Regions from separate parts of the Mus musculus genome. Here all the other regions are linked to region 1. Evidence: chromatin loops called from intact Hi-C (ENCODE). Cell type or tissue: left cerebral cortex. All regions are shown on one strand.

Region 1 (8,000 bases):
AAAGATACTTGGTTTATGTGTATGGGTGTTTTGTATGCATGTCAGTCTGTGTTCAACCTGTGTGTCTAGTGCCTGAAGAGGCCAGAAGAGGACATTGGATCCCTCTAGTACTGGAGTTGTTAGCCTTCCTGTGGGTTCTGGGAATTGAACCTGGGTCCCCTAGGAATGCAACCAGTGCTCTTAACTGCTGAGACATCTGTTAAAAAACAAAACAAAACAAAACAAAACAAAACAAAACAAAACAAAACACAACACAACAAAACAAGCAGAACCCAAACAATTTCTAATCTTCTGGGCTTATCTGCTTTTTTTTTTCTAAAAAATTATAAAAGGAAGAATTGAAGAATTCTGATTGAAGGAGAAAGGAGAAACAATTTTTTGAGAGACAGCAGTGTGGGTTTTGTGATCTGCCACAGAGATTTTAATTGACTGCAGTAATTTTCACGTTTGCACTGTGGTAATCAGGAGGGGATAACCACAGCTGCAGCCTTGCTATCAGAGTTACAGAATGGCAATAGATATTTGTATTGGAAATAAAACAAATTGCTGCATGTTGAACTGCGTCCCGAGGCGCGTTCCTGGAGGCTGCCACCAGTCTGGTACTCCCTGATACCAGAGGTGGTGTATCCTGGTCTCAATTTTCTAAGTCAACATATCTTATCAATTAGCCCCCCCACCCCATCTCCCATGGAAGTTCGGTTTCTGTTACTAAGGAATTCAGCTGGAAAACAACTAGGTTAACTGTGAGCAATTTTATTTGATAGAAATGAAACTTTGTTACTGATGTCAATATAGAAAAATATTTTTAAAAACAAGGTAATTACTAATCAAAATTTAGTGTAGACTTCAGAATATTTGTTGTAAAATGTATTTTGGAGAAAAGATTTAAAGAGATTGCACCCAATTATGTTCATTTTGATAGAAGGACATTCGGTGGCTCACAGTGTCAACCATTTGTTGTTCCTTAGTTCTTGGACAACAGAGAAAATAGCACAGACTTTAAGACCCCAAGTATAATGGTTGCAGAAGGACGATTGTTAAGTGGGAACTTCTGAAGGCTCTGCAAATGACCCAGCAAAGAGGGAAACTCAGACAGTCTATCACTGAAACAAATCAGCCCTATTACTCACCTGCTTTATATCAAAGACAGATTTTGGAACTTATAATTTCCCCAAGGTAAACAAAATTGTAAATAAAAAACTTTGCTAAGGATTTTGCTCTGTTTTACAGCATCCATGTGCCTTCTCTCAGGCACAAATCTCAGACATGCGTAGTCCGGGTGACCAGTGCCAGGAGTGCCGAGATGCATCAATTAATAACAAATGTACACAAAATGTTATCTTTAATCATGACTAATGAAAATGGGTTATTATAAACACTGGCTTTACTGCTGCAAATGTCTCCTTGACAAATGACAGGGCCAGATTCTTTTATTAAAGATAATTAAAAAATTCTCACAAGGGAGTCAGAGCTTTCCCACAGCTCTCTCCTGCGCGTTTGCTTTTGAACTAGTAAGATAGACTTGAAATAATATATAGTCTTATTAAATGTAGATGCCTAGGCTGTATTTCTTTTAGATTTAAGTTTCTTTCATAAACTAAAGATTAAAATTAAATACCTGGGGTGGATGCAAGGATTAAAAGATGCAGTTTGTCTGCATCTAAGAACAATGATTCTTAAAGCAACACTGCAGTAAAATTGTTATTACAGAACTAACATATTCTTGTTCATGTGTTCAGTTTACATTTCTATTATCTCTAATTTTTATTTCTAAAACTTCCAGGATTAACCATTCACACACAACCTCTGCCATGCTGTCTTAGCATTGCTTTCTTAAAAATAAAACAACAGCAACAACAGTAACAGAAACAACAACAACAACAAAAACAACAACCACCAAACAAAACAAGAGATTAGCAACTATAACAATGTAAAATAGACGTTCTCAACCTATGTGTAACCATTCCCTTTAGGGGGTGGCTGCATATCGGACATCTTGCATAGCAGATATTTACATTATGATTAGTAATAGTAGCAAAATTACAGTTATAAAGTAGCAACAAAATAATTTTATGATTAGGGGTTACCACAATGTACAGTTACCACAACTGTATTAAAAGGTGGTAGCATTAGGAAGGTTGAGAACTACCAATCTAAGGGTTTCCAGCTTCCAGAGACCTGGAAAGTCCTGGAATAACCCACTGAAAACAACAAACAAAAGATAACCTTACTGCAGTTCTGGGCTGTCCCTGTAGTCTACCAACCGCCTGGGCCAATTGTTATTTGGGATCCTGGTTTTAACGCTGTCTTTGAGACATTGTGTGTTTAGTATCATTGCTGCAGGACAGAGTTTCCAGAAGTGTATCATGTCTCTGCCCTGCCACTCACTGCACAGGGAGACGGATACATGATCTTTTTAATGATATTCCTTGATGACCTATTTATTCCCCTTCTAGACCAACATCCTTAGAGGAGTAATGATGAATAATGGAGGTTCTTTATTGACTTAAGAAAGTAGCAAAATTATTTACTTATTTGGCTTAAATTAGAGTCTCACAGTATAGCCCCGGTTGACCTTGAACCTAAAACCCTCCTACCTTTAGGTCTTGAGTGATGGGATTTGCAGGCATGAGCCACCACCATACCAAACCTAATCTGTTTTCCAAAATAGGGTCATACCTAGTGAATTCCTTATAACCCAGTGAATGCTTAATATTTTTTCATGCAACATCTAGGATTAAATGCTCTGTTGGAATAATTTGGTAAGTACTATCTATGCACATACACTAACTTCAGTATGATTTTAACCTGTTTTCCTTTCTTCCCCATATGGAGTTAAGTGTCTAGTAATTTGTGCATTATCCTGCATCTAAAAGGTTCTGGTTTTAACTTCTGTTCTGTGTATCATTTGTAAGTGACAGTAATATCATATTATATATTATCCCTTCTTTTTTATTTAACAATTTTTTCTGGATATTTTCTTCATTTACATTTCAAATGCTATCCTGAAAGTCCCCTATTTTTCTTAACTGAGTCACAGACCCACCCACCCACACACATATTCACAGAGCCAGGCTTATTTCTCCCACCATTTTCCTCAAAGGCCTTCTGTTGAGTCCTGTAATATAAATATATTTTAAACAATCTAATTAAGAGAGAGTGATGGCACAGAATACATATCCTCAGAGGAATCAAATCCCTATGCATATGAGTTTGGAAGTGAAATATTCTGTAATCCATTGCCACAGATTTAAAAGTCAGGACAGTGGAACTTCCTCTGAGGGGCACATGCTCATCATCAGTGGAACTTCCTCTGAGGGGCACATGCTCATCAGGACAGTGGACTTCCTCTGAGGGGCACATGCTCATCATCGCTCTATTTTAACAGTGGTAACTTGATGGCTGGAATTGGCATCAGGGTGCAGGTTGTCAGAGTTGAAGGCGCCTCTTCCCTCAGTCATACCTCAGAGAATCTAAACTGCAATGAGAACTGAACTAGAGTTTGAGAAACATATTTACATGATAGTATTAAACACCTTAAAGGTAAATTATAGTTTTGTAAAGTATATAAAAAATAATTTCCCTTCTATTGAACATTGAAACGATTTTCTTTGATAATCATTACAATTAATTTATACTCATATATTTCTTTTTCTTTAAAATTGGTATCAGTTATTTACTATACTAGTAAAACTCCTGAAGGTTTTAAGGCCATTTTCTGTCATTTCCCAACAATTATCAAGTATAATTGTATATATTTATAAATATGTCATATATAAATCATAACTGTTGAACATGCACAACAATTGGATGGAAATCCCATTAGATTTGGTTTGAAAAGGTATCCTTAGGGAAGATGGAGAGCAGCTGCTGCCAGGCTGGCCACACCTCCTCAGGACCACGTTTTCCTGCCTGCTTCACTCACTTTTTGTTTTGTTTTTTGCAGTTTCCTTTAAGGGTGGAGCTTCTGACATTAGAGCTGTTCCTAGCATGGGGCATATTTAAATAAATGAATCAGTAAACAATGGTTTTAATTTATGTCTTTACTTACAAATTAAAACATCTGTTTCTAAATAATTTTGCTATTACTACTGACATTTTCTACCATTTATGTACCATACAACCCCAGAAGTAACATAAATGATATAATAATTATGCTGTAATGGAACTGGAAAAAAGATCATGAGGGACTAATTATCGGGGCTCTGCCAACTTGTAGATTGCAATCTCTCATCCCACTGTAGATATGTGCATGCCCTTCTCATTCACAAGAGCAAAGCATGGCATTATTCTATTAAATCAACAATCGAATGATTCCAATAAAAGAAAACTTTTTATTTTATTTTATTTATTTATTTTTAGCAGTTAGCGTTTGTAGCCTGGTTAAAATCAATCATAGAGACATTGATTGCCCTCTAGTGGTGTGAAAAGTTAGTGCAGACTCCATGGTCTCCCAATTGCAAGAACTAGGAGGCAAATAGCTTCGGTTCTGGAAGCATTTGGGTTTGAGTGTTTTCTGTGGATCAGACATTCATACAATGTTACAGATTACATCGTAACAACAGTGCGTGTTTTTCCACAAACACAAGCAAACAAACAAAAAACCTGGTGGGAAGCTGCTTCGGATTAACTATCCCTGTGGGGCTGACCACACCCAGGTCTGGGTTTGTGCAGCTAGCTGCCACATGCTTTGAGACCAATTTTATTTAGCCTTTCACAAACAACTAGCTACTGGAGTGACACGAACATACATTTTATCTCAGTTAAGGGAATAAAAGCATCCATGGACAGAATAACAGCAATTTCCCTAAAGATGTACTATATTTATCATTGAAAAGACAATATGGATTCATCTTCTATTTTATAGTTAGTCATCTGGGTTTTATGCAAAAATCTTGCTTGATAGATATAAAATCAACTCAGAACCAAGTAACTATTTTGATTCTAAGTTACAAAAGGAAACTATTTTATTATGTGAACCAGCATCCCGAGAGGGCATGTTCTGAGTCTACATAAAATGGAACTTCTTGCAGCATTTTTTTAAACTGACAGATATTTGATGAAAGGCATATCGTGCCAAATGACCTAATGTTTATTTTTCCAAATTACTATTTATCCATAAGCGATTAAAATTTTAAATAAAAAGTAATGGTAACATTTAAATGCCAGAAGTGAAATCCTATAGAAAAAAAAATGTCTAATGAAGAAGCAATGGCTCTCATAAAAAATAAACAACCCACAAATCTGTTTGTAAGTAAGTCAGTGCAAAACTGCTAGGAATTTTGATGAAACAGAGGTCTAGAATTTAATTTTTCAATCTACAACGAATCGAATCTTAACGGTCATTTAAAAACATGCTTTTCCTCATAGATTTTTAACATGTGCAGGCAAACACCACAGATTCAATGATAGACATCATTGTTCCAGAGCCTGACGATGTGCTTCACAGGGCAGAACCCTGCTTACTGCCACCCACTCTACGAGTATGACTTAGATATTTGTAATTGATTATCAAGCTCCGTTTATTTCTTTATTTCCCCCCTGAAATCCTGGTAAAATCTTCTATTTTTTATTTCTAATTGTTTATGCTTTAGTTTATACTGTGCCCCCATTTGAGAAGATAATGGGCGGTACAATATGTACTTAGAGCAAACATGCTGAATACATAGATTGTTTAATGAATCAGGAGAAAAAGCACTGTCCTTGCAGATTAATTGATTACCCTTTGCAATGGGATGCTTTAAAAAAAACAAAACCCAAAACGGCACCCTTTTCACTGCGGAGGTAATGTCTCTTCTCACTTTCACAAGTGCGGTCTAATTATGGCAGAAGGGACCTTGGCACCTGTCATCTGTGGGGTGGGAGTTTCATTGGTTGGTGGTCACCATTTTACGATCCGTTTTTCTGGGTAGAATTGAGACTGTATCAAAAAGCACTTGGAAGAGGAATTTTTGGGGGGAAACAATAAAAAATGCGTGCATAAACGTATGTATGTATGTATGTATGTATGTATGTATGTATGTATGTATGTATGTGTTGTATCCTCTTGTGGAGGGGCATAACATCTCAGTTATATATAATTTTTGCCCATTGAAACAAAAACAATTCTCTGTGGAGAATTTCCCAGCGATCATCTGGTGCATAGGCTGTCCTTAGCAAGTACCAGCGCACACATCCCACCCACAAGAACATACAACACAGCAACGGGAAGTCAAAATGCATCTGCTTTATAGAAACTGAAATGGACAGAAGCAGATAGAATTGTTTTGTGGTTGTGTATGGGAAGAGGATGGAGGTTGGCAAAGATGATCAGGAAGATTAGTGGCAAGGGGTTAATCGGTACCAAAAGGGACCAGCATACTTTTTGAACAAATGAGACTTAAGAGGAGATAAGTGAGTCTTGGACTAATAATCATGATGATTTCTAAGGAATCACAATTCTGGTCACAAGGAGTAACTAGCCAGTCGTCTGCAGCTGAAACCTCTCCGTGGGACAGACAGAGCAGGAAAATCTCCCCAAACCCCATCAGAACCCTTCTGGACAAGCGACTTGATAGCAAATTGTGGCAACCGAGAGTAGCTCAGGACACTGCGCAGAACCCTCTCCTGGGATACTCTGTGGGGGCGAGAGCCCAGTTCCGAGAGGAAGGCGAGAGCTGCAGGGCTGGCCCGGGTCCACGCGCGATCGCCACGTGCTTGCTCCCCAAGCTCACTGGCTTTGGTTGTAGCAACGAGGGGTGGGGTCGAGCCACGCCCCATTGGAGGACCCTCAGTGGGGTCTCTATCCCAGAACACAAGGCCATGGGCTTGGGCTTGGGAAAAAGGTCCTTGGATTCTGCATGGGCAAGGACACCTTCCCGAACCACAGGGAAGGGGGTCACCTCTGTGGTCCAGGGGCCCAGCAGGGCGCGGCTGCGTCTTTGTGCGGCCAGGCTTGGCTCGCCTTTCTGCACAGCCTCTATCCGCTGGGAGGGGCTTAGTCCTGCGACCCTGAGCCTGGGCAGATGTGTGCACACCCTGAGGGGTTTGGGGCTGTTCTGGAAGGCGGGGCTAGAAAGAGGGGTGCCCGGACTGCAGACTGTTCAGCAGCCCCACCCAAGTTCGTGGGAGCCAGCCTGGAGCCTGAGTCTTCAGGGCTCCGCAGACAGGGTGGGGCAGGGCAGGGTGGAGCCAGTCCATATCCTTTTTCCTGCTCTGCATCAGTAGCTCGATCTAGTGTGTGTGTGTGTGTGTGTGTGTGTGTGTGTGTGTGTGTGTGTGTGGTTCTAGCCGCTTCCCCAGTGCAGGCCCCTCCCAGGCTGTCTACCCTAGGGAAACAAGCACAGGACCTTTTCGGAACGATGGCACTGGATCTAGACTGGACTCTATTGCGGTTTTACAGATTTGGCTCCGTCTGACCCACAAAATTGAAATTGCACGAGGCTCATCTTAAAGACCTTGACCTCTTTTGCTTTATGTCACCCTTACACATCTTTATCTGTATTATTTTCTGTATACCCTTCTAGGTTCCCTAATTGCCCCCTCCCCTCCCCCCGAAATGACCCAAGGAGTTCAGAATAGCTCCCCCACCCCCTGCTTCTTTCCCTTTTTTGATTTTTTTTTTGCCACTATGTTTAAATATCCTATTTAATGTGGTTCTGAAAAATATGTTAACGAAGAACAATGAGGCCAGGGTGGAGCGGCTGAGGTTAGCGGTCAGGTCAGGCACGCAGGCTGCTAATGAGTGAGTGGGGCGTGGCGGGGCTCTGCCGTTCCCGCAGGGTTGGGTTTTTCAGTGTTGTGCTGAGCTCCCCATTAGGCCCCCATTCTACTGAGGGTGTGGAGCTGGGTCCGGGTGGGGACAGCTTGACTCTGCACAGGGTGGGGCTGTCCGCATAGTATGCCCAGCGCTGCAGGTGCCCCCCCCCACACTCCCACCATTGCTTCACACACAAAGAAACCCCACCCCGGCGCCTTGGGAAGCCAGGTCCCTTTACCCCTCCCTGCCGCGCACGCTCTCC
Region 2 (8,000 bases), 980 kb after region 1:
AAATGTGCTTGCTACTTCACATAATAGTCATTTTCTGAGAGTGAGGAAAAATAAATTACTAAAATTTGATTTGATTTCACCACCTGCATAGAATGAAATATCTGAAATAAGTGAGGTTATTTTCAAGTCACATTATGAAACTTTAGGAATCATAGAAACTTATACATCTATACTATGATATAACATTACTATGAAAAGTTATGGAATTTACATATTTATATTAAAATTAGCTTTGTAATAGCAATAGTAAAAATAACAGTAACTTGAATTTCCTCACTGGTGAATTGGTCACCATTAGAAAGGCTCTAAGGTGTAAACTCCCATGAAAATGCGGCATGTTGATTACAGGACTACTTTTGTTAACCTTCAATAGTTAACTACTATCCCCTAAACACATTCCTGTACTGCATGACCAAGTCATTTACTTCTAACAAATAACTTCATGCTGGCTGAGACAGCTGAGGCAGAAAGCACTTAAGTAACTTTACCAAGGTGACTCCACGTATGCCACAGAATCAAGACTCGGAAAGCCAGTATGACATCAGTCCCTGCCTCTTCTTTTAGGACTAAGTTTATTTGCAAGCAAGCAAAAAGCAAGAAAAAAAAAAAAAAAAAACAAACTACAAAGTCTTTAAAGGGTCCCAATTTTTGGGTGAAATTCTTCCTACTCTATTTACTTGGTAAATGTGGAAGCACCCTAAAGGTTAAATAACTACTTTCAAAATATATGATAGTAGCTATCCTTCAAAAACTTACTATACTAACTATACTGATATCATCTCCTTTCACCATGACGTCTTCTTTGTTTTTGAGATATTGTATAAATATACTGTATCACATGTCCATCTTGGAGAACCTGTGTCTAGAGCCTGTGCAATCTGTAATGCTATTGTGTGGCTAGATTAGTACTTGAACTTTTCACACTACAACTCCCACATTCAACACTCAGTTGTTCTGAGTAGTCACTTCTTCAGCAAAAAGGAAGAACGCACCCTACAGGCATTTATGAGATACCTAAGACTTCTTCAAATGGTCCCAAGCCTATATGAGGTTTATTCCAGTCTACTTTTGTAAAGTAGAACTAGAATTATGTCATACATTTCTAAGTTAATATCTCTCTATAAAACTCATCGGGGGGGCATTCAAATAGGGGCTGTGCTTTTTTACTTTTCTTTTCAAACTCTCTACAAGTATTGTCAGGCAGATCATCACCTTAATATACTAAGATACATAAATAAAAAATATTTTTAAATATATCAACTTTAAATGATTAAAATTAAAGAAGCATATGAGGTTAACAGCCTAAACATCTATGATATTGTATGGCTATTTTTCTAACATCTTCTAAACAAGAGCCATTCTGCAAAGAGCAGAAAGAACTAACTCTGCTGATCAGTTCTTTACATGTTGTTCAAATACTCAAAACAGTTTTCTTCCCAGTCTCAACCTAGTTAAGCATTTATACTACATGTTTATGTGAATTTTACATGGTATGGCTCAAACATACAAACATAATCTACTTAAGAAAGTAGATTAACTATGAAATTGCACTTCATCTTTTTCATAGACAATTTCCCCTGACACATGCATCAATTCAAGGCTCAGAACACAATGTCTTCCTTCCACAAATGACCACTAATTACAAAGATGCAACCATGCTATGTTATAATCTTTCCCTGTAACTGTTTCATTGCATGCCTAGTTAAATTTATCATTATATTTCATGATGATAAGAAGGATGCACTGTTAACTTTGTTAATGATAAATTAAAAAATGTAAAAATATTCATTTGTTACATCCTAATTTCATCACTGAAAAATGAGGACTAAAACTGACAGATATTGTAAGCCCAAATCTCTGAATCGTGAAATCTCATGCTACAAGGAGTTTCAAGAATGAATCCAACTGCCAGTTTTCTTGGCCAGCAGGCCAGAATTGATGCATATCATATCTCTTCTGGGACATCACGTGGAATTTATAGACCCTGAAGGATCTTCTTCTCCTAGCTATAGTTTATCTTCTGCTTCACTATATAATTCGGTCTCCACATTTCCTTATAAGGTTACTACTCCTAACAATCTTTACATTCATAAAAATGACTTTTGAAAGTGACTGTCACAATTCCAGCCAAATGTTAACATTAAACAGAATAAAAACATGATTGAGATTAATTTTAACAGAAACTCTTAATAATTATAAAAATATTTTATGGGTTTGAAGCCAATTTAGCACTATAACAGATTTAAATGGTTAAGAGAAGATTATTTTTACACAGAAGGTAAGGAAATTACAGTATTCTATAACATAGATCCTGTAAGAACTATCTGATAAAGGCTAACCAAACTGCATCATAAGTACTTACTTGCGAACGGGTACTAGCTCATGTCTTTTGAAGGCACTGTTTGACTTTGTATCACTGCCATACAACCTTTGCACATATCTTCCAGTTCGAAGTGGAGGGCCTAACTTGTCCATCTTACTATCAAAATATATAAAGGTGTACCCATAAGGAGACTGCTACTGTTGCTTGTTTCTAAAGAATTATGTAGACATAAGGATTATTTTTCTTCAAAAAAAAAGACATTCTGGTTCACTAGAAATTTACCCTCTTCCCTTAATAACCTGACTGCCAAGACAAAACACTGGCCACAGATCTGAGTACATATAGTGCCATCATTAGGCCATTCAGGCCACCTTGCCACTTTCTACGCAGATTCAATGCCATATTTATCCTGAGTAGGGAATAAATCAGAAAAGTATGTTTTGCATGAAGCTAGAAGAAACTTCATGCTTTTATTCACAAATAACATAATTTTCATTTTTGCTGATCTCTATTATTTTTCTTTGATTTTCCTTGCATTTAAAAACTGCAATAACTGAATGTGGAATGCTTGTATATTTACCTTATCTCACCCTCAAATAAGCAATGAGTTTATTTCTGAAATATATGTAGCGAAAAGGCAAGCCATGATCTGTACTTTAAAAGACATAGTCATTCTAAATGTCACAGGAAAGAAGCCCAAGGAGACATTAACTAACCACACCATTGTGAAACCTTTTAAAATATAAAGTATGCAATATCTCCATCTAGTGGACCTTAGTGCTAACTGCAGGTCTGTTGGAGACTTCATATTCTAATCATCTACCATCAACAAATACCAATTCACAAGACAGAATAGGAAAATTAACAAATTAGAAAAACTATCTGAAATGGCTGGTAAGAAACATGCCATATGTAACATTAAAAACATATTTTTAAGCTAGGTGTGGTAGTGTATGCCTTTAATCCTATCACTGTGAATTTTAGCCCTGTCTAGTCTACATAGTGAGTTCTAAGACATACAAAATTGCACAGTGAGATCCAGTCTCAAATGTATGTGTGTAAACATGTACAAACACCCAAACACACCCTATATACATACATTATACATACACATCTATATACATACATTATATACACACACATCTATATACATACATTATACACACACATCTATATTCATACATTATACATACACATCTATATTCATAATTATATATACACATCTATACACATATACACATACACAAATATATATACACATTATACACACATATATATATACATACACTATATGCACACACTTCTATATACATATTATGCAAACATATATTCTTTTAAAGAGATATCTGCTCACCCAATTGTGCTTTAATCTTTTTCTTATTAAGTTACTCAGTAAGCCTTAGAGAAACAATCTGATGTGTCAGACACTACAAATTTCATAAAACAGAGTAACAAACAAAAGAGTGGAGTTCTTAAAGAGGTTAGTATAGAAAAAGAATTTGATTATCAGTCCAAATTGTAAGGGCCTCTCAGGAGGAATGTTACAGTCATTTGATGTTCTTTGTGTATGTAGTCAAACTTGGTGTCCACAGTATGTATGTAGTAGTGTGCACATTACAAACAGCCTTCAGTCAATGTTTTAAACATTATTTCTACACATCTTTGAGATTAAATTTATCTTTAATTTTAAAAGATTAGAGAATCCAACAACTTCAAATTCTAATTAGTCTTATTTTTCTTTGAACTGTTAAATGTTAAATGATTATTAAAGCAATACTGTCACAAATACTACCTTTAAAATGCATCTGTGGGTTATGAGTAAGAAATAAAATCTGTTTCAGAGAAATAGTTACTAAAATTATATTTTAAGAAAATTTCAGTTTAGCATACTTAAAGCTCTGGCTTTAAGCCACAGCACCACACAGAACAAACATGAACTTTAACTAAAAACAGACTGTTTAATTATGGTAACAAATATTTAAATCCTACATGTGAATTGGCAAGCAAAAAGAGATGCTTAGGCTCATAGAACAATCCAGGTAGTTCTCTAAGATGACTGTCTCCTTCAGTACACATAGAGAGCCCAGGGTCAGGTCACACTGTGAAAACTATGTGAAAGGACTGTTCCTGCCAGACATGTGAGTTACATTCAACCCCCTGTAATATACATTTAAAAACCCTATATAAAGGTGTAAATACTGACTATATAAATGATTACATTTTAGGCAAAACATAATTCAAATGTTTCTTAGACCAAATTTTAGTAAATTTTATTGGGGCTAAAATAAATTATATGTTCTGCTACAATCTCCTATTGTTAGGTTGTATATACAAACTAAAATTTATAAATGGCAATTACTTATCAAAATTTTTTACAGCACTGTTTTGAGTTTTCGAAGTCTTCGTAGCTGAATGGCTACTTTAGGGAATACTTGGTAATAGTCTTAACCTATTTCTGGCTTGAAGTAAGTTTCAACCTAAGAAAAGCTCCTTGGCATAAAGGATATAAAGATATAAAGAAGAAGTCCACTGACAAACTTCCCTGTTAATGAAGAGTCTTTAACGACAGAAAGCAGCACAGATCGCTGCATAATCAAGAGGATTTCTGGAATCACATTGGAAAATTTTACCAGGTACCATCTGTTACTTCATGGATCTCTACATTTTATCAATCTTTGTATAGCTAGGACATTCTATGTCATAGTCTATGACATTTAAAGCTCTAGAATGATCTGTGAGTGTGTGTGTGTGTGTGTGTGTGTGTGTGTGCATGTGTGTGTCTGTGTGTGTGTGTTCGCGCATGCCTGTGTGTGTGTCTCTGTGTATGTGTCTGTGTGTGTGTGTGTGCGCGCGCGCGCGCGCGTGTGTGCGCGCATGCGCGTGTGTGTGCGTGTGTGTGTGTCTGTGTCTGTGTGCGTGTGTGTGCATGTGTGTGTGTGTGTCTCTGTGTGTGTGTGCGTGTGTTTGTGTCTGTGTGTGTGCGTGTGCGCTCGTGTGCGTGTGTGTGTGCATGTGTGTGCGTGTGTGTGTGCGCGTGTGTATTCCAATACATGACAGGTAATTCTGTGTATCAACTCCACAATAAACAAAACAAAACAAAACAAAACACCCTAACCCAATAGCTTCAATCATTTAAAAATGCTAGGTTCATATGCCAGAATATTATTCTACAAAAGAAAAAGGGTTTAGGGTTGGTGAGGTGCTCAGCAGGTAAAGCTGCTTTCAGCTAACCCCGACGACCTGAGTTCAAACCCCAGGACGCACATGGAGAGAAAAAGAGCACCTATTGCCCAAAAGCTGCTCCATGATTTCCACCTGTATGCCTTGGCATACACATCCACATACAAAATGAATAGATGTCAAAGAAAAAATTAAAGGAACATGTTCCTATCATACAAAATCTAGTGACATTTCTTACTAATTTAAAACCATAACATATTGATAATCAAATTCAATTTTTTATTAGAAGATGTTCTCCAGGGTTGGGGGGATGGTGGCTCAGTCAGAAAAGTGCTGCACGGGAAAGAGGAGAAAGCGAGTTTGCATCCCCAGAAACCATGTACAAGACTGAGCATCATCCTGTATCATCCCGTGCATTGATACCAGGGATGCCAGGAGAGTCTCAGCTCTGGCTAGCCATGCTAGCAGAATTGATGAACTAGCGATCCAATGATAAATCCTGGCTGAAAATATGTGGAGATAAAGACAGTCAATGCTGACCCAGGCCTGCACACACACGCACACATTACCATACACATGTCCCCGGCACTCAGAAATGTTCTTTACATGTATGTACCCTGCAGCTCTACTTTTTACCTCATCTACTATGATCAAATATAGACAGGTTTATGTTTTTACAGTAACAGAAGTAAATTACTGAAGACAGTAATTCAGCTATTGGAAAGGATACGTTTGGTATATATTTAAAATTACAAACATTTTAGTAAGCAGTGCTTGCAAGAACACAGCTGTGTCAGTTTGTGATCTTATTCAGATGCCACGGAATTTAATAACTCAGTGTTGCATCATATTTCTGAAAATTTCCCGGCTAAATAAAACTAAATTTTAGAATTAGGATGAAAAATCTATTTGAATATGTTGTTTTTAAAAAAAACTATAGAAATAACCACAGGTTATCTAGAACTTAATTATCAAATGTAAGACTTTTTCCAAGTACAAACATTAAAATGTGATGATACCAATATATGATGCATAAGACTAGAATACATGAGTAAAGTGAACGATGCTAAATGCTATAAACAATGCTTGAAACAGCTGTAGGATCATGAAGTGCTAACATTTATCAAGCTCAGATGATTTTCAGTCCCTTCAATGTTACAACTAACCAAATACCTCAATATAAGTCAATGCATAACTGAAAAACATCACTGTCAGGCAAACTTTAAGAAAGTCTTTTACAGAACCACTTTTCTATGAGTCTGGTTTATAGATGAAATTTTTAACTTACTGATTAATTAGTTTTGCCATCATTCCATAAAAACACTAGACCTTTAGGTAGGGATTCTTTTTTTCCTTCAATTAGATCACCATGGTGTTTACACTTAAAGACAACAATAAAATGAATCGCTGCTCTAAAGACTCTAATACAGAAATGGTAGCTGGCACTCTGTAGATAGCTGTTGACTGCTTCTCGTAACAGGAGAATAGTAATCTCCAATCAATACTGTGATACAGAAAATATATTGACTAGAAGCAAACAATGACTCTGGTTCAAGGAGAAGGGCCTTCTATATAGACAATTGGAATCTGAACATATATGACTGCCAATTTAGTATGTTATGGGGCATCCTAAGTGTTAAATTTCATGGAATACTTGGAAAAGCAAATGTTCAAAATCTTTGCCTGTTAGTAAAACATATTTTCTCTTTGGGATCATATAAGTCAGGTTTTTGATCAGGCTTCTTAAATTAGTTATGAAAGTCTTTATAAACACAGTCACCAAGTGTCTTCAGAGAGACATACTCAAGGTTGCACACTTACTTAGTGGCACAGTAGAACACAAGTGCCCCACTGTCTACCTCCATAATAGGTGTGTTTCCACTCACCCCTGTGCTTGCTCTGTCTCGTGGGTGTGGTGTTTGCATAGATATGCATGTGGTTTTTGTTTTGATGGTGTTTTTTTTTTTTTGTTTTTTGGATGTGTGACCTGCATGTAGGAAGTTGGTATCAGGAATCATCCTTGTTCTTTATTCACTGAATCAGGTCTCTCAATCAAACCCTGAGTTAGTTGGTAAAGCTCATCTTGCTAGCCAGTTGAATCAGGTGACTCAGACAATACCTTTCAGGGCTGGAGACACAGGCAGACTGCTATGTCCACTCAGTGTTGCAAGGCTTCTAGGTCCCAGAACCCTCAACCTTGTGCTTGTACAGCAAGTACGTTAATTACTGAGCCATCTACCCAGTCCCAAAATTCTTTTTTGAAAAATCCTATCAGCCAGCTTTCTGTGCACAGTTTACTTAAAGTTTGTCATACCACTTACTCCAACCAAAGAGAAAACCATCAGTAAAAACAAGTATTAAAAAATACTGCTTCTAATTTATGATTAGCAATACCTAAAACACTAAAAGGACTATATCCTAACTAAAAACAATTCTCTTTGTTATGGTAAAAAGGTTTTGAGTTAGCTGTTGTGCCTATGCAATACTACATAGTGAG
Region 3 (8,000 bases), 220 kb after region 1:
TTACAGCAGCAGAAATTGCACTAAGTGGCTGCAATGACTATTCTTGTTGTCAACTTGAGTTAATCTGGAATTAAGTAAAACCCAAGTGGCTGAGTACACCAAGGGAATTTTTTTCTTAGTTAAATTATTTGACATGGGAAGACCCACCTTTAATCCAGATCTTTTGAGGTGGGAAGACCTACTTTTAATTCGGACCACATCTTCAGGTGGTAGCCTATATAAAGGATATGGAAGAAAAAGCTTATGCTCATTGCCCTTTTGTCTTCAATCTCAGTGGCGAGTCACTAGCATTAGAATACACTTCTGGATTCTAGAATATACTGAAGAACAGCTGAGATATCCATTCTTGTGGTCTGAACACCTACTGTATTCTTTCACTTTCCATTGGTACATGGCCCTTATTGGACTAGCTAGACCACACATGTAAGCCACTCCAATAAACCTCTTTTCTTCACATCCACATAGATTTATTCTATTAGTTTTTATGTTCCTTCAGAGCACCTTGACTCCTACAGTGGTTTAATCACATAGGTATTATAATATCTACCACATTTCTGTTTGTTTGTATGACTAAATGTATTTGCTGTACATAGAATTACTCTTTGGAAGACAGAACATCAGAATATAAGAACTAGTCCTTTGGAGTTGGGCTTGGTTTAATTTCTGCAGAGTCTTTATAACCACATAAACTTGGACAATCTACTTAATTAAATTTCTGCAAAATGTCAATAGGACTTGTGTTTACTTTCTATGATCAGGGAATTTGGTGGAATAGAAGAGTAAATGTTTTCCAGAGGAACAGAACCAGTAGGAGACATATCCAAAAGTCTACATTTCTGACCCTAAAGGGATTTATTATCCGGAACTGGAGGCTGCTATCCTTAAATATCTATGGGATGAGTCAGCAGGCTGCAGAGCCAGGGAAGCTAAGGATATAGTTTCACCCATTTCTGAGAGGCTAAGAACCAGGGATGCTTCATGAGATTCCTGGATCAAAGCCCAGAAAGCACAAAAGTGTCACTTCAAGCCCTTGTGCATTTAAGAAAGAAAAAGATTCATCCTTAACTGAAGAGAGTTAGACTTTTTGTTTAATTTAGGTTTTTAAGTGATTGAATGAGATCCACCTACATTTTGGAGAATGATCTGCTTTTCTTGGTCCACCAACTACATGTTAGTTCAAAAATACCCTTGTAGGAACACTTAGGACACTGTTGTATTTCTGTTTTAATTGATGGGGCTGTAGTACTTTATTTTTCAATACTGTACTAAGGATCATGTATTTTTAAAAATCATCTGCTTAGCCACTCTTATGTGAATTCCCTTGATTGATCTCAGAAAATCAGCAGCCTTAAACAACTACTCTTTTTTTTTTTTTTTGTACAAAAAGTAGTAAGCTCTAACATATTCCGTCAATGAGATGAATACCTAATCAAAGAACACGTGAAGCCAGGCTTTTAGCATCCTGGAGTACATCATGCCACTGAAACTATCACATGCACAAACATAATCAATCTGGCTCCATGGAAAAGTTAGTGTAATCCTCCCAAGATGTCTTCTTTAGAGTTAGCTGTTGTTTGATGTTTCTTGGGGACTTTGTAAGTATTTTTTCTATGCTGAAATTGCTTTCTGTATGTATCAAATGAGTCTGTTCTTGAAGTGTGACATAATCTACTCCAGTAAACAAGTAGGTCTTGAAAGATGTTGGGATGGTCTTACCAGTCATGATATCTATTGCTTGTTTTCAACCTATGAATCTTTTTAAGTGAAAAGTCAAGATGAAAAATGAGTGCTCTGTAGAGTTCTCTCAAGCTGTGGTGCCATATATCACCAACAGCGAGAGGGGAGCAGCAGTGCAGTTGCCTAGATAGCACTTCTCATAGTTCTGCTCTCTGAGCCAGACATTTCATCTCAGGCAGAAGAAACATTCCACCACAGAAAATCTTGCACTCTTTAAATAGCATTCCACGTATTTCAAGCATTGTTGGGTAAATTAATAATCTTAAGCTTAAGGAGGTAACTCTCCTTCTAAGGCGTTGTTAGTCTTGAGGGGCTACCAAGAATACATATAGTGAGATGCATCAAAGGACAGTGTAAAAAATGCCTGTAGAGATAAAGAGGAATTGGGGGAAAATGGAGTGAAAGCCCAGGGGCAGAGGAGAAGAAGTACAGGAAACACAAGTAATGGCTTGGACCTGGAACAGAATGAGGCTATTGGATATTTATAGGTAGTAGTTAGGAATGAGGTATAAAGACAGTGTGATCCTTCCTTTAGTGGGCTATGGTTATAAATGCATGACTTGGGGAAACCAACTCAGAACGTGGTAGAGAGCATGGATTTGGTAGCCAAGCAAAGACAGAGTTCTTTAGGTACCCATTGTCTCCTTCAGAGGTCCTGCACTGGGCTTTCCTCTAGGACAAGGCTGTAGAAACAGGAAGGAGTGATGAGCATCAAGGGCTTTTGACTTGACCAGGATCCTTAAGTTTCTTTTTCCTAGAATCATTAGCATCTGAAATGTCATTAAATCACTGCTGTACAAAAAATATAAGTAAAACTACAAGTACAAGCACATGTGTAATTAAAAAGTTTTAATAGCCACATTAAGAGCAGGAAAAAACAAATTTGTACATTTAATTTTGTTAATATATTCATTTAACTTAAATTTGAAAAATAGTTTTACATGTAGTCAACAGAACAATTATTAATAATAAATGTTAACACTAACATAAATGTTGATTAATTGATAACTATGAATTATTAATGCAATAATTAATCATAATGAATTATTGATTATATTTGGAATTTTTCTTACCAAATATTTGGAATCTAATATATACTTTACATTCAAAAACATATCTCAACTTAGACAAGCCACAGGTCAAGTGCTAAAGTGTTAAGTGTGGTAGTCCATAACAATTATAATGACATGACAGCCCTAGGTAAACAATTACAAATATGTTTATGACTGACTGCTGTCTATTTAGATAGACTACATTTGTCTATATACCTCTTTTATATCATGTTAATTGTTCTATCAGTTTTGAATTCCTGAAAAGGCATGTTGGTTTTGGAGTGGTGCTAGGGATCCACTTCAGACAACAATTCTTTGACTCTAGTTAGATTCATTCTAATAGTCAGAAGTGTGAATGGTTCCTTCCATACCAGAAAAGAAAATTTGCCTGGGAAGAGTGAGTGGTTTGGGAATCATCCATTATTTAATTATATAAGGCAGTCAGAGACAGGAGTCTGTATGGTTAAAATTAAAGCTGATCAGATTTTTAAAAAAATATTTTAAAATTTCTGTATGTTAAAAAGGAACCATTTTTCTCAAAGGGTGATTTTTAATTCTTTTCCATCTTGAAAATGTTCCTGTTTAACCTCTTGCATATGATTTTCATTGTTCCATCTGCTCCCCTCTCCTTTGTACATGCCCAAAGATAAATTTAGAATTGGGGCTCAAAGAAGTCTTGGAGGGTTTTATAGTGTGCTTGCACACTGAGTGGAAGTCACCCAAGGAAACCAACTGAGGAAATGGTTATGGTAATGAGAAAAAAGTGAGTAAATATTGCTAGAACACCCCATCAGGATTTTATTACCTTCCTTACTTGCTGTTGCTATAACTGGATGCTACCCACTGAGAAACTTATAAAGAACAGAAGGTGATTTAGCCTATATTCTAGAGCCTGGAAAGTTCAAGTGTGTGGTGCAGACATCTGACAGGGACAGTTTGCTACAAAATAGCATGAAGGAGGGCATTGTGTCCTGTGCTAAGACATAGCAAGCAAGCTAGCTTGAGCTCTGTACCTTTATATGATGTTTATCAAAGAGGCTCCACTCTCATAGTTGTATCTAATCATAGTTATTCTATAGTATCCGCATCCAAATACCATTAACATATAAATCTGCGGAATCAGTTTCCAACTATACACATCTGGAGGACATATCCTAACCATAGCAGTTATGAAGCCATCCAGCAACTAGCAATAAGCTGTTTCCAGTGAAGGGTTGTGATCTTCTACTTAGCAATCACAGTGGACACATGAATCTCAGAAGGGCTAGCACATTGGGCAAGCCCATATATAAGGTACAGCTTAGATTTGAACTCATGTCACTCTTAAGCTATTATCTACATTCTTATGGTCTTACAACATTTGTCGCTACCAGGAGATCTAAATAATTCATGCATGAAAAATGAATTAAAATATGGTTGGAGAGATTAAGAATTTGTCAGTATAGCATTACATTTAAATACCCTGTTTAGGGACCAAATATATGAAAATAAAAAGGTGTACTTTTATCTGGCAATGAATTATAGTAACTTCAGGTTATTATGTGGAAGATCAAGACAGAGACACTGAGAACCAAGAGATGTTTCTCATATGAAGAAAGGAAGCAGAAATCTACACTGAAGGAAGGGCCTTAAACAGCTGCGAAAACAAGTTGAAAAGGCTTTTTTTGGGGGGGGGGAGGGTTGTGGTTTACAGAAACTTACGACTCATGGTGAGTTAATGCATTTCAGAAGCATACTATATTAATGCTATAACTCAGACTGTATTTATGAATTTTTTATGGAAACAGGAGCTCTGATGCCTTGGAATTAAGAAAAATAATTTGGGGGTTTCCCAGGCAAAGGAAGGTGGCATGAATAGTGATAGAAGAATTGCTTTTCATAACTGCTGGAGAACCATCAGTCACAGAAAGATCTGCACTAAAATGTTTTAGGTTAACACAGTTTTATACAGATAAATGAGCAGACAACAAAGAAGGGAGGATATGAATAAAAAGCTGTTTGAAAAGTAAAGAAAATTAGCACCTCCAGGAAGTTTCAGTGGCTGGGTATAAAATAATGATTTGGACTAAAAAGCAAATATGACTGGGCCTTTGTGATTTAGTGGAAAGTACACATTTGATCATCATAAGTGATTACTGAAATTATTTTTGCACTCAACAGTTTCTGGTATAATGGGTCCCAGTTATGCTTAACAATGATTTCTGTGTCTCATTGATCATTTAAAATGAGAAAAGTTGAACACACCATCTCTCACTGTTTAAATGAGGGATGATGAGATTTCTCAGACCTGGGAACTTAGATTCAGAAGTTTGAATAGACATGGGGTGAGGTGACAAAAGGTGGATTCTCAGAAGGATCTGTGTGCTCTGGTCACAACTACTCCAAGCAACCTCTTATTGATTACTGGAAAGGAAACATCAGAGAAAGGGTGTACTGTTGGAGGAAGCCATGAGTTCTGCAAAGTGACACAGTGCCTCTGAGTAGCTATTATTTTAGGTGCTCTTTGTCTCCCTGTTGTTTAGTACACTACTGGAGCCAGCAGCACACCTCTTAAGGTTCATTTTATTTTTGAACAATTTATTCTCAACAAATTTTGTGCATTAGTGTCTTGAAAATGAGTAACATTTTTCTAGTTTTCTAGACATAGGGACCCACATAAAAGGAGAGACTCTCAAGAATAGAGAAGGGTGTGTCAGTGAGCTTCTGTGTTTCCTAGAGTGAGATCAGTTTTCCCTCAGGACCAAGGGCAAGGCAGTCTCAACATGGTGAGCACAGCAGACCTCAGGACTGGCAAGCGGCCAGCAGACACCTTGTTTCCTTGGACACAATCCAATTTCCTTCTGGAAAAAATATCCTGATTAAGGCATTCTGAAATGATACACCCTCAATTATTTTTCTCTTTCATTCTAGACTGAAGAACATGTGCTTTGTGAGACAAAAAAAAAAAAAAAAAAAGAAAGGCTCTCAGAGAGTGTATTAATTATGTTTCTATAGCTCTGACATATAGCTGAGACAACTCAGAGGAGGTTGGGGTCATGTTTGCTCACAATTGTAGGGAGAATATCTTGCGTATATATGCATCAGCTGTCAATTATAAAAGTCTATGGTCAACGTTTTAGGCAGGAAATAGAAGGTGGGGCATCTGGGAGTAGGTAAACTTCTGGGATAGTGTCAGGTGTGGGAAGGGCTGCCTGGGAAGAGGGAGGAGACCATGAGGGACCTGAACACAGATAAGCAGCCATGTGATAGATGCAGATTAAAATCAATGAGCTATCGTAAATCATGATTCTAGTCAGAGGTGAGCCTAGCAGAGAGCCAAGGTGCTTTGTTAATATATTTTAAATCTGAGTCTTATTTCTGGGAGCATGGATCTGGGAGGAAGGACCAAGCATAACATCTATACAACTTTGAGAAGTTTCTGCCCATGACCACTGGCTTTGATGATTCTGGGCTTGTGGCAAGATAGAACATCATAGTGGCAAGAGTCTGTAACAGAGGGTGCTCATCTCAGAGAGGGCAGGAAGTAGAGAATATGGGAAGGCCAAAAGTTCACCCCAAGATACTTCCTCCAGAAAGAATCTGTTCCACAGAGTTTCCATCACTTCCCAGAGCAGTGCCCAACTGCCCAACATTCAAGGCTTGACCACACTGAGGCCATGTTGGGACATCTTCTGTTTAAACCATAGCAGAAGGCAAGGTGGTGACTCATAGAGTTGCTACCCTGCGGAACACATAACCCCAAGGCTGTGAGCACCTGCTTGCAGGAAGACCATTCACTCATTGAATCTGTTTACTCGTGTCTCACATATGCCACCTGCTCTGCCAGACCCCAGGAGACAATGATAAACAGCACAGACTCAGGCTTTGCCTGTGGGAACTCACTCAGGGGAGGCCAATGTTTCCCAAGCATTATTGTCCAGTGAGTTTGATGAGTAGACTCTCTGGAAGGTAATTTGTTAATCAATCAGAACAATAAGGCTTGGATCATAGAAGCACCTGAAATGTCAGAATCTGCTTCTGAAGACTAAGAGTAACATCTGATTTTTAATACACGTATAGAATCCTTGAGTGCATACAGATAGGAGAAACAGTGAAGAGGGAGATGAAAAACTTCACCTTTAATAAGACACATCATGCTTTAAAAAACCTTTTATGTTCTATATTTAGACACACATAAATATCAGGAAGACTCAAAGACCATTTGTGAACTGGCATTTGGAAATCTTGATTCAGTTACGACATCAATTTCTTGAAACATCATTTTCTATGCTGTTAATTGAGCTCTATGCATTTTCCTTGGGACATGGAGCTGGAATCAGATTTTCTTCTTTTTCAAATTTCTATGTTATTTGCATTTGAAGAAATAAGAACATTGCAGACAAAAGTTTCTTTATTTTTTAGTGTATCCTGCTGCTATTCACCTAAGATGGGGGCAAGGTGCTTTATAAAGCTGTTGTGTTTGGTGATTTTGAGTTTAGTAAGAATGCTATGCTTTTACACCAGAAACATAGGATTGTAGGAAATTGTATATGCATATATTACATATTAATATATAATTTATTATAACATATGTCTTATGATGTATATCATAAATGATATGTACATCTGTGATTTTTCCTGGTGCTTCCTTTTACTTAGTGAGTGTTCTGTTACCCCAAGTTAATGGCCTTCCTGGAGAAGGGATAAAATATCTGTAAGAGAAAAATTACTAACTCAAGACTCACTCTTGATTTTGAGCTTTAAAATTCTTGCCTGGCCTTCTGAGACAAAAAGGGAAGAATAGGGCTTGTGCATGTCTCTAGTAAGGAGAGCACAGCCGCCTTACCTGAGAAGCAGGTCAAACGGAGAGCCTTACCCTAAGAGGCACAGTGAGAAAGGAAGTACGCAGAGTCAACAGAACCAGAGAGAATACATTCTCAGTGGCTATAGGAAAATGCACGTTGGTATGATAGAGGCCATCACATATCAAGATAACATAGTACAACACATTCTAGTCACTGAAAGGGGTGCTGCAGGTCGTTTAATGTCCACTGCCCTGCTGTTGGGGGAAGCTATAGGCTGAGCCTGAGAGGCCAGAAGAACACAGAATTCCTGAGAGTGGGTTGGATCTAAGGACTCCTGCCATCAGGAAGTGTGTATGAGACATGTTTGGTGGACCAATAGTCTGTGGTCTAATGAGACTAGAAGCTGCCAACTGATGATTCATACAGG

The links. A loop is a pair of places that touch in the nucleus more often than their neighbours do. Peaks named below come from ENCODE experiments on the same cell type or tissue, not always from the same donor. Only the 100,000 strongest peaks of a DNase experiment are listed, where the experiment ranks them.
Region 2: a loop joins it to region 1, with 13 times the contacts of the local background. A loop is called at or near these places in 3 of 42 quality-filtered maps.
Region 3: a loop joins it to region 1, with 2.6 times the contacts of the local background. A loop is called at or near these places in 3 of 42 quality-filtered maps.

What each region holds. Positions count from the first base shown.
Region 1 is chr3:8,510,290-8,518,289 of GRCm38, reverse strand. The region is part of intron 1 of Stmn2 (stathmin-like 2); the gene reads right to left. Among named protein-coding and RNA genes, the nearest start is that of Stmn2, 4.8 kb to the right of the region's middle. In left cerebral cortex, a CTCF peak has its summit at 4,418 (motif pointing left); DNase peaks (open chromatin) are centred at 6,550, 7,136, 7,822, 7,922 and 3 more places; H3K4me3 peaks cover 3,493 bases; H3K27ac peaks cover 3,269 bases.
Region 2 is chr3:7,530,400-7,538,399 of GRCm38, reverse strand. The region is part of intron 7 of Zc2hc1a (zinc finger, C2HC-type containing 1A); the gene reads right to left. Among named protein-coding and RNA genes, the nearest start is that of Zc2hc1a, 31 kb to the right of the region's middle. In left cerebral cortex, a CTCF peak has its summit at 3,094 (motif pointing left); a DNase peak (open chromatin) is centred at 3,089.
Region 3 is chr3:8,286,196-8,294,195 of GRCm38, reverse strand. No RefSeq gene overlaps it. Among named protein-coding and RNA genes, the nearest start is that of Gm24614, 140 kb to the left of the region's middle. In left cerebral cortex, no CTCF peak of the experiment used is centred here; DNase peaks (open chromatin) are centred at 977, 1,739 and 3,557.